Regions from separate parts of the Mus musculus genome. Here region 1 is linked to region 2. The links are chromatin loops, found by intact Hi-C in ENCODE. Cell type or tissue: left cerebral cortex. All regions are shown on one strand. Links, peaks and the distances in the headings refer to the core of each region. The heading gives the core; the rest is flanking DNA.

What was found. A loop is a pair of places that touch in the nucleus more often than their neighbours do. Peaks named below come from ENCODE experiments on the same cell type or tissue, not always from the same donor. Only the 100,000 strongest peaks of a DNase experiment are listed, where the experiment ranks them.
Region 1: a loop joins it to region 2, with 5 times the contacts of the local background. A loop is called at or near these places in 3 of 42 quality-filtered maps.

Annotation. Positions count from the first base shown.
Region 1 is chr2:91,151,078-91,156,459 of GRCm38, reverse strand. It overlaps Madd (MAP-kinase activating death domain), which reads left to right. Exons shown (of 35, transcript NM_001177720.1): 23 at 812-914; 24 at 1,385-1,447; 25 at 1,695-1,815; 26 at 1,920-2,025; 27 at 3,896-4,006. Among named protein-coding and RNA genes, the nearest start is that of Madd, 26 kb to the left of the region's middle. In left cerebral cortex, for the core only: a CTCF peak has its summit at 2,936 (motif pointing right); no DNase peak of the experiment used is centred there.
Region 2 is chr2:90,698,345-90,703,726 of GRCm38, reverse strand. It overlaps Nup160 (nucleoporin 160), which reads right to left. Exons shown (of 37, transcript NM_021512.2): 13 at 3,528-3,611; 14 at 3,144-3,314; 15 at 1,615-1,714; 16 at 1,181-1,346; 17 at 541-668. Among named protein-coding and RNA genes, the nearest start is that of Nup160, 24 kb to the right of the region's middle. In left cerebral cortex, for the core only: a CTCF peak has its summit at 2,530 (motif pointing right); no DNase peak of the experiment used is centred there.

The sequences.
Region 1 (5,382 bases), core at 303-5,302, 450 kb before region 2:
GTTGACAAATACAAGGTCATCCCTGTAAGATGCTGGTGACCGTGTGTTACCTTCCCTGGCTCTCCTCACCACACAGCCCTAACTGTCCTGTGCTAGGGAACAGTGGAGGTGAGAACTGTGTGTGTGTGATGTAGAAGATAATGTAAGGTATCCTGTTGGGCCCTCGCACGTACAGACACTTGCACACACATGTGATCATGCACACACACACACACATTCAATAAAAAACAATGCAATTAATCATTTCTCCAGTCCTGTGGGGTAGATATTATAATGTTCCTCTTATAGACAAGGAAAATGACCCTCAGCCACTACAACATTAATAAAAAGTAGGGATTTGACCCATGGCCAGTCTGACTTCAGACTCTGTGCTCCTTCTATTGTGCCATGCTACTGCAAAAGCTTTACCTTGTTTTGTGGGGTAAGGGTGTGAGACAGGATCTTGTGGCCCAGGCTGGCCTCAAACTTGTTATAAAGCTGAGGCTAGCCTTGAACTACTGATCTCCTTTCTCAACCTTCCACACACTGGGACTAGAGGCGTGCCCAGCTTTAAGAGAAAGCACTACAGAGACTAAAGAATAAAGGTAAATGAGAACAAAGACTTCATTTCTTGCTTTAGGAAGCAGTAATAGAAAATAGGGTTATTAGGTTGACTTTTGGCCAAGCATCGACGCATAAGCAGGGAAGCTGTGTTGTAATGGATGATGCCCATTGTAATGGATGTGCATGAGCCTTTCCCTGTGGTGCCTGGTTCACTTTGTCTCTCTTGGTTGGTGACTCTGGCATCTGACCTACCATCTTGTCTTTCTAGGGTAAAGCCCATAGCTTGAAGCCAAAGGAGAAGCCGGCTGGTAGTCCGATTCGCTCTTCCGAAGACGTAAGCCAGCGAGTCTATCTCTATGAGGGACTGCTAGGTAAGAAATAGACTGGCAAGGCCCCTTGCATTGGAAGAAAGCTGGGCTCAGCCATGGGAGAGGGTGGCACCAACAGCTGCTGCTTGGCTTTTTATTAATTTCAATTTTGATATCAGATGGCATCTTAAACTTCTTTTTAATATTCATTTATTTAATGGGGACAGGGGTGCATGCTACGTACACACATGGAGATCATGGGATTTTTAGAAGTTGGTTCTCTCCTTCCTCCCTCCACCATGCGGGCTCCAGGAGGGAACTCGGATCATCAGACTTGACAGCACGCATCTTCACCCACTGAGGCCTCTCAGTGGTCCAGATAGCATCTTAAAAGCTGAACCCCGGGAACCTGTGGGATAAGCAGGGGCTAGATCTAGATGAAGCTGGGCTTGGGCGTGACTCACCAGGCTGTCTCTTTCTGTCTCCTTTCTTTCCTCTTGCTACCATGTTCCTCCCTGCTCACAAATTGGCAGGAAGGGACAAAGGATCCATGTGGGACCAGCTAGAGGATGCCGCTATGGAGACCTTTTCTCTGAGTAACTGCCTTTCTTTGTGTGATGTGCTCATCCCTCCTCCTGGGGAGGGGCAAGGCCTCACGTGGAGGTCTCTGGGGTCGGAGGCAAAATGTATTAGATCTGGGAGAAAGGTTTGGTTTCCATTGCTCTGAAATTTGGAATGACCTTGTTTTATCTGGGGCTTACTATCTTTTTATTTAGCAGCTACATTCCTTAAATGTTAAATAAGCCATGCTCCCCACCCGAGAAATAACCTTATTCTACACAGGCAAAGAACGTTCTACCTTATGGGACCAAATGCAGTTCTGGGAAGATGCATTCTTAGATGCTGTAATGTTGGAAAGAGAAGGAATGGGTATGGACCAGGGTCCTCAGGAAATGATCGACAGGTATGAGACTTGACAAAGACCTGGCACTGTGCCTCTTCAGTTCCTTCCTCGTAGTCCTGGGCTCTCCTGCCTGAGAACTAACTTGTGCCTGGGTTTCTGCTTAGGTACCTCTCCCTAGGGGAACACGACCGGAAGCGCCTGGAGGATGATGAAGACCGCTTGCTGGCCACACTTTTACACAACCTCATATCCTATATGCTGCTGATGAAGGTATTGCTTATGTACTGATTGATCGTATTGCTTATGTCCAGCTGTTACTGGTGCTAGAAGGGCAAGACTAGGTCTAGTGCCTACATTTTGGACTGGTTTGGAAGCTGCCAAAGTATCTGACTGAAAAGTTCAAGGCCCCTGTGGCAGCTTGCCCACTGTTGCGTTAACTGAAGCTGCCAGGCTGTTTTGTTACTGAATGTTATGAAAGTCATTGATTATTACCTGTTACTGGTTTACTTTGAATTTGATGTATTCCCTTTGCTGAGCTGTTTTAGGCTACAACAGAGCTCTCAAATTACAACTGATTTAATACTCTTTTTTTTTTTTTTTCAGTAGTATATTCTAAAACCTTCAGGGGCTCAGAATTTATTTTTGAGCACCAGCCCTTTGTCATGTAGAATTTTCTGTAGCTAGTAAAAGCTGTCTACTGGCATGATGGTTCATGCCAGCAAATAAGGCACTTGAGAGGTAGAGGCAGGAGGATCAGGGATTCAAGGCCAAGCTTGGCTATAAGTTCAAGACCAAGTAAAACTATATAAAATCTTGTCCAAAAAGTATCTGCTTATTAACAAAGGAGTGGTAACTCTAGTGTGAGTTGTTTGGGCTTCATATTTATAATTGTGGAGAAGTGTATTGCAAATTATCAAGAGAAGTTCTTCTCTGAAAGAGAAATGTGGATTTGGATTGGTGGTGGCAGAGAATTATTGTGAGAATGAGCCTCCCTGAGCTCTCCTTAGCTTTTATTTATTTATTTATTTATTTATTTATTTATTTTTCCCTTCTTGCTCTGGCCTTGCTCACTCCAGCCCAAAGATTTATTTATCTAGTTTATGTAAGTACACTGTAGCTGTCTTCAGATGCACCAGAAGAGGGCATCAGATCTCATTACGGATGGTTGTGAGCCACCATGTGGTTGCTGGGATTTGAACTCAGGACCTCGGGAAGAGCAGTCTTAACCGCTGAGCCATCTCTCCAGCCTCTCCCTAGCTTTTAAATGTGAAGGGAGCAGTTCCCAAACACAGAGACAGACTCTGTGAGCCTTTTGCTTTGGTTGATTTTGTGTCTTAGTTAGGTTTCTGTTGCTGTTATAAGCATTATGGCCAAAAACAACATGAGAACAGAAGGGCATATTGGCTAACTGGTGATAGTCTATCATCAGGGGAAGCCAAGCCAGGGACCTGGGAGCAGGAACAGATGCAGACACCATGGAGGAGTGCTGCGTATTGGCTTGCTCAGGCTGCTTTCTCAATAGACCTCTACACCAACCTGCCCAGGGAGGGCACTGCCCAGTGAGCAGCTGGGCTCTCACATCAATCATTAATCAAAAAACAACTCAGAGGCTTATCTGCAGCTGCAGGCCAGTCTTACAAAGGGATTTTCCCAATCGAGAGTCCTTCCCAGATAACTCTACCTTGTGTCAAGTTGACAAGTCAGCATTCCTATATTGTAAGCTTTTCTTTATGCTTGAATTCCATTTCCCTGTGGTCAGGGGTGGATGGTGGTGCTTACCTGCAAGGTGTCTCAGGTACTAGCGTCCCACTTTACTGTACCTGTGTTACTGTTTCTAAATCATACTCTAAGAAGTCCTTTTGGGGAGGATGTTATGGTGGTGTTGGTAAAGGATGGGAGGAGGTGTCTCCTTGATGTCCAACTCTCTAAGAGCCACTTTCCTGTAGAAGCTAGCTAGAGGCAGAGGCAATCCCCAGCATATGGACAGAACACACAGTTGAAAGTGTTCTGCCATAGTCAGTAACATAGTCTTTCAGAATTCCATTTCTCTCAGGTAAGTGGAAACTGATTATTTTCTTGTCTCTGCCTCACTTGGGAAGGGAGCAGAGCCTTTATTAAGACTCCTGTCTTGGCTTTACAGGTGAACAAGAATGACATCAGGAAGAAAGTACGGCGCCTAATGGGAAAGTCCCACATTGGGCTGGTGTACAGCCAGCAAGTCAATGAGGTGCTCGATCAGCTGAACAGCCTGGTGAGCACATCGGACCGTCCCTTTTATCCTGCGTGTCCCCCTGCCTATACAGCGCTTTCACACTAAACACGTCTGCCATGCTGCTATGCAGCCCAGTTAATGCCTAGTTTAGAGGAGAATCGGTAGTTACAGTTAGTAGTTTAGAGATGGGTAGCTATAGTTAGTAGTTTGGAGAATGGGTAGTTAGAGTTAGTAGTTTAGAGAATGGGTAGTTAGTAGTTTAGAGAATGGGCAGTTAGAGTTAGTAGTTTAGAGAATGGGTAGTTAGAGTTAGTAGTTTAGAGGTGGGTAGTTATAGTTAGTAGCTTAGAGAATGGGGCAGTAGTCCAGGTGAGGTGTTGGTCCTTCTGTTCAGTGTGGGGACTCTCAGTCCTCCAGCTGTTAGAGTACAGCAGTTTCCATGTGAGGTCTGCACACCTCTGCGGATCTGAGATGAAATCTGTTCTCATCACAACACTTAAATGCCTCCTTTTTCTTTTTCTTTTTCCTTTTCCTTTTTCTTTTTTTCTTTTGAAACAGGGTTTCTCTGTGTAGCCCTAGCTGTCTTGGAATTCACTCTATAGACCAGGCTGACCTCAGACTCACAGAGATCTATCTGCCTCTGCTTTCTGAGTGCTGGGATTAAAGGTGTGAGTCACCAAAGTCCAGCTAAGATGCCTTCTATTACTTTTTAATATTTGTACCAAAACTCAAAAGCAGTCTTGAATAGACTGTGGCACATTGCTATCCTGACACTGAACTATGTAGCCCCACCCTCACCTCCATGCATCCTGTTCTGTAAAAGAGACAGTTTTGTAAGCTGTCATGGTGTCAAGCCTGGTCTACAGAGAGAGTTCCAAGACAGCCAGGGCTCCAGGCCTGCAGAGAGAAAAAAAGACAGTGTTTGGTAAGATAGCTCAGTAGGTAAAGGTACTGTTGCCAAACCTGACAACCTAAGTTTGATCCTTGGAACCCACGTGGTAGAAATAGAAAACTGATTCCTGCAAGCTGTCCTCTACCTGCACATGAGCTTCATAGCACATGCCTGCCCACACACAGACACACTACCCACCCACCCACACTCACACAATGAATAAATGAATTAATAAGTAAATAAAATATAATTTAAGGACTAAAGAGTTGGGTCAGTGGTTAAGAGCACTTGTCTCAGCACCCATATGGTGGTTCACAACTATCTGTATCTAGGGGATCCAATTCCCTCTTCTGACCTTTGAGAGCACCAGACATGCACACAGTGTACATAAATACACACATACATATAAATATTATACATACATATATATGTGTGTGTATATATATACATATGTATATATATATATATATATATATGTGTGTGTGTGTGTATATATGTGTGTGTGTGTGTATATATATATAAA
Region 2 (5,382 bases), core at 179-5,178:
TTAACGCAGGACCCATGTGGTAGGGAAAAGCTGACCCCTACATGTTGTCCTCTGAGCTTTGTCTATGTACCATAGCATGTGTGCATATATGTACATAAAATAAAATAAATAAATGTAATAAATTTAGAAGGAAAACTGGAATTAAATGTATCATTTAATTCTGTTTTTTTTTTTTTTTTTTTTAAAGACAGGGATCTTCTAGGTGTAGTCCTGGCTGGCCTGGAATTTATGCTGCAGACCAGGCTGGTCTGGAACTCAGAGATCTGCCCCCCTCTGTCTGAGTGCTGGGATTAAAGGCGTGGCCACTATGCCTGGCTTTGTTAGTTCTAACTATATGTGTGTGTGTCTGTATGTGGGTATGTGCACATGAGTGCAGGTGGCACAGACCAGGGATGTCAGACTCCTCTGGGGCTGGCTGTGCGTCACCTGATGTGGGTGTTGGGAAGTGGACTCAGCCCCTCTGGAAGAACAGTCCATCCTCTTAGCCTCCGAGCCCACATCACTGAGTTCTGTAAGCACACTTGTTGTTTCCTTGGTTACCTGGATCGAACCCCTTTTCCATTTCCACTTCTGTTTCATAATCCATTTCCCGTATAAGAAGTCCAATGGCATGGACGGGGTTTCTGATCTCTTGCAGTTTACTACAAATGTCTTCCATCACATTTTCTCTACATGACAATTAGAAAATTCCTGTTACTACTGACAACATTTAAGACAGGCTCTATGTGTGCTGCTCACAGTAAAGTAGTGGAGATAATCATTCTGGCACAAGACACTCAGAGTCCACATTAAATCACTCTCAACTTTTTAGGAATGACCCACAAAATGAATTCTAGGAAAATACTTGTGTTTTTTTTTTTTTTAAACATAATGCTTATTTAAGGGATTACAGAAGTATTATACTTAATGAATTTGTTTTTATTTGCCCTCTGTAACATCTGAAACAGGGGCTTCAGAGTAGAACACTTGCCTAGAATGTACAAGGTCAGACTCTTCCACAGGACTGAGCATACACACACACACACACACACACACACACACCCAACCCTATTTAGAATCAAGGAAAATTACTTTAACATTAAACCATGACTTTTTATATACTTGACCATATATTAAAATCTGTGATAACAACACTGCCAAATTCCAGTAGGAAATGTACTTTACCCTAAATTCTCCTTACACATCAATAGTGATCAAATCTTCCAAAATGTGTTCCGCAGCCTTCTCTGGAGATTGCAAGTTGTAACAACTGGTTTCCATCAAAACTGCCATGTCCATGGTAACAGACTCTCCAATCATCCGGAGGCATTTTATAAGACATAAGACGTCCCGTGCCACATCTGCATCTATGAGAGAGAATGTTAACATCGATGGCTGAAACCGTGAAAGTCTATTGATTAATACATTAAAAGAAGCATCTGTAATTAGATAGAAAGGATCCCTTTTCTATAGCATATGTACTTAAGACTTTCCAGCTTAAAAAAAAAAAAAAAAAAACTTCAGTGACTAAGGTAAACTCATCAAGACAGGTCACAGTGGTAATTTTATCAATCAACTGAAATAAAATATAAGGTTCATATAGGAAGGGGGTCAATTAGATAGAAAAATTATTACCATCTGATATGGTCGTCTCATCCTCTGTCAAAAGGTGCTCATCGGGCAGGAGATATAAATGATCTACTAAGGAAGATGGCACCAGGAAAGACAGATACCCCTGCAAGTACAAACCTTTCAGTTATTTTCTTTTAAATAATTCAAAAAGAAACTCATAATCCATAATGTATCACAACAAATTGTGCTATGTAGAATATGTACACATAATTTTCCATGTCATTTTTAACACTTGAAAGGGGTTAGGGGATGTAGTTCAGTGGTAAAGGGCTTACCTAATACATGCAGGCCTTAGGTTTGACTCTCAGCAGAGACACAGAAAGAAAGAACAATATTGTGAGCTAAGCCTTCCATTTTTTACCCGTGTCTGTGTTCATCTGAGTGGTGATGTGTATGTGTGTATGCCTACAGGATAATCTTGCTTGTCATTCTCAGGAATGCAGTGTTTCTCACTGGCCTGGAAACCACGAATTAGGGTAGGCTGACTAGCAAGCCGTCTCTGTCTCCTCATCACTGCGACCACAGCATGCACAACTATAGCTGGCATTTCCTCATGGGTGCTAGGGTCTTTCTGCTTGTACGGCAAAGACTTTACAGACTGAACTTAAAATCTACAGAATGTACTTAGACACTGAATGGTGAGGAAACAACAAATTTAAATCAAAAGACAATATAAAAAAGATGGGGGTTGGAGCGATGGCTCAGTGGTTAAGAACACTGGCTGATCTTCCAAAGGTCCTGAGTTCACTTCCCGGCAACCACATGGTGGCTCACGACCAACTGTAATGAGATCCGATGCCCTCTTCTAGTGTGTCCAAAGACAGCAACAATGTACTCACATACATAAAATAAATAAATAAATCTTAAAAAAAAAAAAAAAAAAAAGATGTAGTCTTAAGGTAGCAAGGAAATGGCCAGAAGAGGGTGCTTCACCCCCTATAGCTAGAGTTACAAGTAATCACCACTTGCCATGAATGCTAGAAATTGAATCAGGTTACTCTGTAGAAGTAGCGAGCACTATTAATCATTAAGCCATGTCTCCAGTTCCAGTATCTGTGTTAATGTGTGCTGAAATATTTACCGATATCAAGGCATCAGTGACTCAGGATAAAAAAATGAAGAAAAAGAACAAGAGGAGGAGGAAAAAGAGGAAGAAAACAAAAACAATGCAGAAAAGCAAACTGGGGTTGGAGATACAGTTCAGCGCATTATGTGTGCTTATTAGCATGAATAGGCTCAGATTCAATCCCTGGCACTAAGATCTACCCAGCTACCAACCAACCCTCTCACCAAAATTGAAGCCAACAATGAGTATGGGTGAAGGAAATACTGAAATTCTTGTGTTATCACCATTGTTGTTTTTGTTTGTTGAAGCAGAGGCTGACCTGGGATCCTAAGGGCATTCCCATGTAGTCTCTTAAATATTAGGATATACAGGCCTGAGCCATCGTGCTGTTTTTGTAATTTCAAAGTGCATCAATATAGTCTCATTGAACTTTGCAGAGGAGCTCTGAATGCTCCAGTTCCCTTACCTTCTTGAGAAGGCACACCATGTTTGTGACAGGATTCAAATGTAGAGCAAGAGGGTGGGAGAGGGCTTCCTGATACTGGAGAACGCAGGCATAGAACTTGCACCAGAATTCCTGTTGTAAAGTGCGGAATTCATCCTGGGAGAATTCATACTCCGTCACACTTCCTTGGAGCTGACAAACAGAGAAAAGTGAAACTTTTTGGGGTTTTTTCTCTACAAAATATTCCTTATGCATGAAATCCTATGGGATATGTAAATACCTATCAAACTCCCTGATGAAAAGGCTTAAGCATTTCTACTTTCTACTACCATGATAAAAATGATCAAGTCTGACAGTTCAACTAGACAGACAACATTATCATTCCCACTCTCTCCCACATCTCACCTCATTTTCAACAGCTAAAGTAATTTCCTTTTTTAGTTCATTCCATGAAAGATCCAAGTTCCTCTCGGTACCTCGGCAGAAAATCTAAAATTAAAAGGAATATTTTAGAATATTATAAAATACTCACACTGAAGGAAGTCTGGCCTAAAAGGCCCTAAGGCAATATGTAACTACAGAGCAACCTCAGAAATGTCAGGAGTCCCTCCTCTCTAATTCTGCACAGATGATTTCTAACAGCAATAACAAAGTACAGAACCAGAATAACTTCCAGAAATCTGAATCCAAGAGAATTATAATGAAGTACATAGATCATTAAAAAAATCAATTAAAATCAAAATAACTATTGCCCATTTGGAGAGAAGGGCCTACGGGATGTCAAAGACACATAGCCCGGGACCACACATAAGAGAAAGCTAGGGATGATGGTGGGCACTCCCCTAGGAAAGAGGCCAGCAGGAGTTTGATAACTGCACTAATTATGCTTTCATATCTTAATTATATACTAGATACTAAGAAAAATGCTACTATACAACTGCATGTTATTGCTCGGTGTGATAGTGCACACCTTGAATCCCAGTACTAAAAAGAGGCAGTGACAGGCAGATCTGAGTCTGAGGCCAGCCTGGTGTACAAAGCAAGATGCACGAGTTAGGAAAGTCAGGGCTACAGAAAGAAGCCCTGTCTCAAAAACAAAACAAAACAAACAAGCAAAACCCACAAAACAGAAAAACCCAAACCAAAACAACCCAACTAGTAATTACGAACAAGGACAAAATGATGATGAGAAGAAACTAAACAGAACACTTTACTCCAAAGTAATTATGTAGTTTTATCAGAGAGAAAACAGAAAACACACAGTAACCAGATAAACAAACAAATGTACCTACCCTGAAGAAAAGTCAAAGGCCTGTAAACTGTCACACCAGTAATTGTAGTGCTTTAGAAATGAAGGCAGGAAGATCAAAGTTCAAGGCCAACCTGGTCTACATGGGGAATATGAAGCTAGTCTTAGCTATATAGTCAGATTGTCTTTAAAACACAGAACCGGGCAGGAGGTGGTGGTGGATCTCTGGGAGTTCAAGGCCAGCCTGGACTACAGAGCTGGTTCTAGGATAGCCAAGGCTACCACAACGAAACCCTGTCTCCCCCACCCCCATATACACACACAAAAGGACGTGCAGAATTGGTTCAGTGTTAATAGCACTTGCTGTGGTTCTTGCAAAGGACTAGTAGTTCAAGTCTCTGTACCCATAGAGATGTTCACCACTTCCTCAGGCACAGGAGGCATGTGGTACACAGATACACATGCAGTCAAACACTCATAACACAAAATAAAATAAATCTTAAAAAACCAAAAAAACTCACAATAACAAGAAAGGGGAAGAGAAGAAAGTAGAAGAGAAATTGTTCATTCATATTTAGAAAAATAGTAAGGATTTTTTTTTTTTTGGTTTTTTGAGAGAGGGTTTCTCTGTATAGCCCTGGCTGTCCTGGAACTCACTTTGTAGACCAGGCTGGCCTCGAACTCAGAAATCCACCTGCCTCTGCCTCCTGAGTGCTGGGATAAAAGGTGTGCGCCACTACACCCGGCAATGGTAAGGATCTTAAGTGGATCTGCTGTGTACACAATTAATCCCAACTACAGGGAGGTGGAGGCAGAAGGATCAAAAGTTCATGGTCTGCCTCAAAAACTACACAACAAATAACAAAAAACACTTTTTGTAAAATAGTAAACAACGTTTAAGTCATGACTGAAAACAAAATATTTTCTGAGACAGTTTCACTATGCAATACAGACAGCTGCCTCTAATTCACTACTCTTCTGCTTCGGCCTCCTGAATCTTGGGATTGTGGT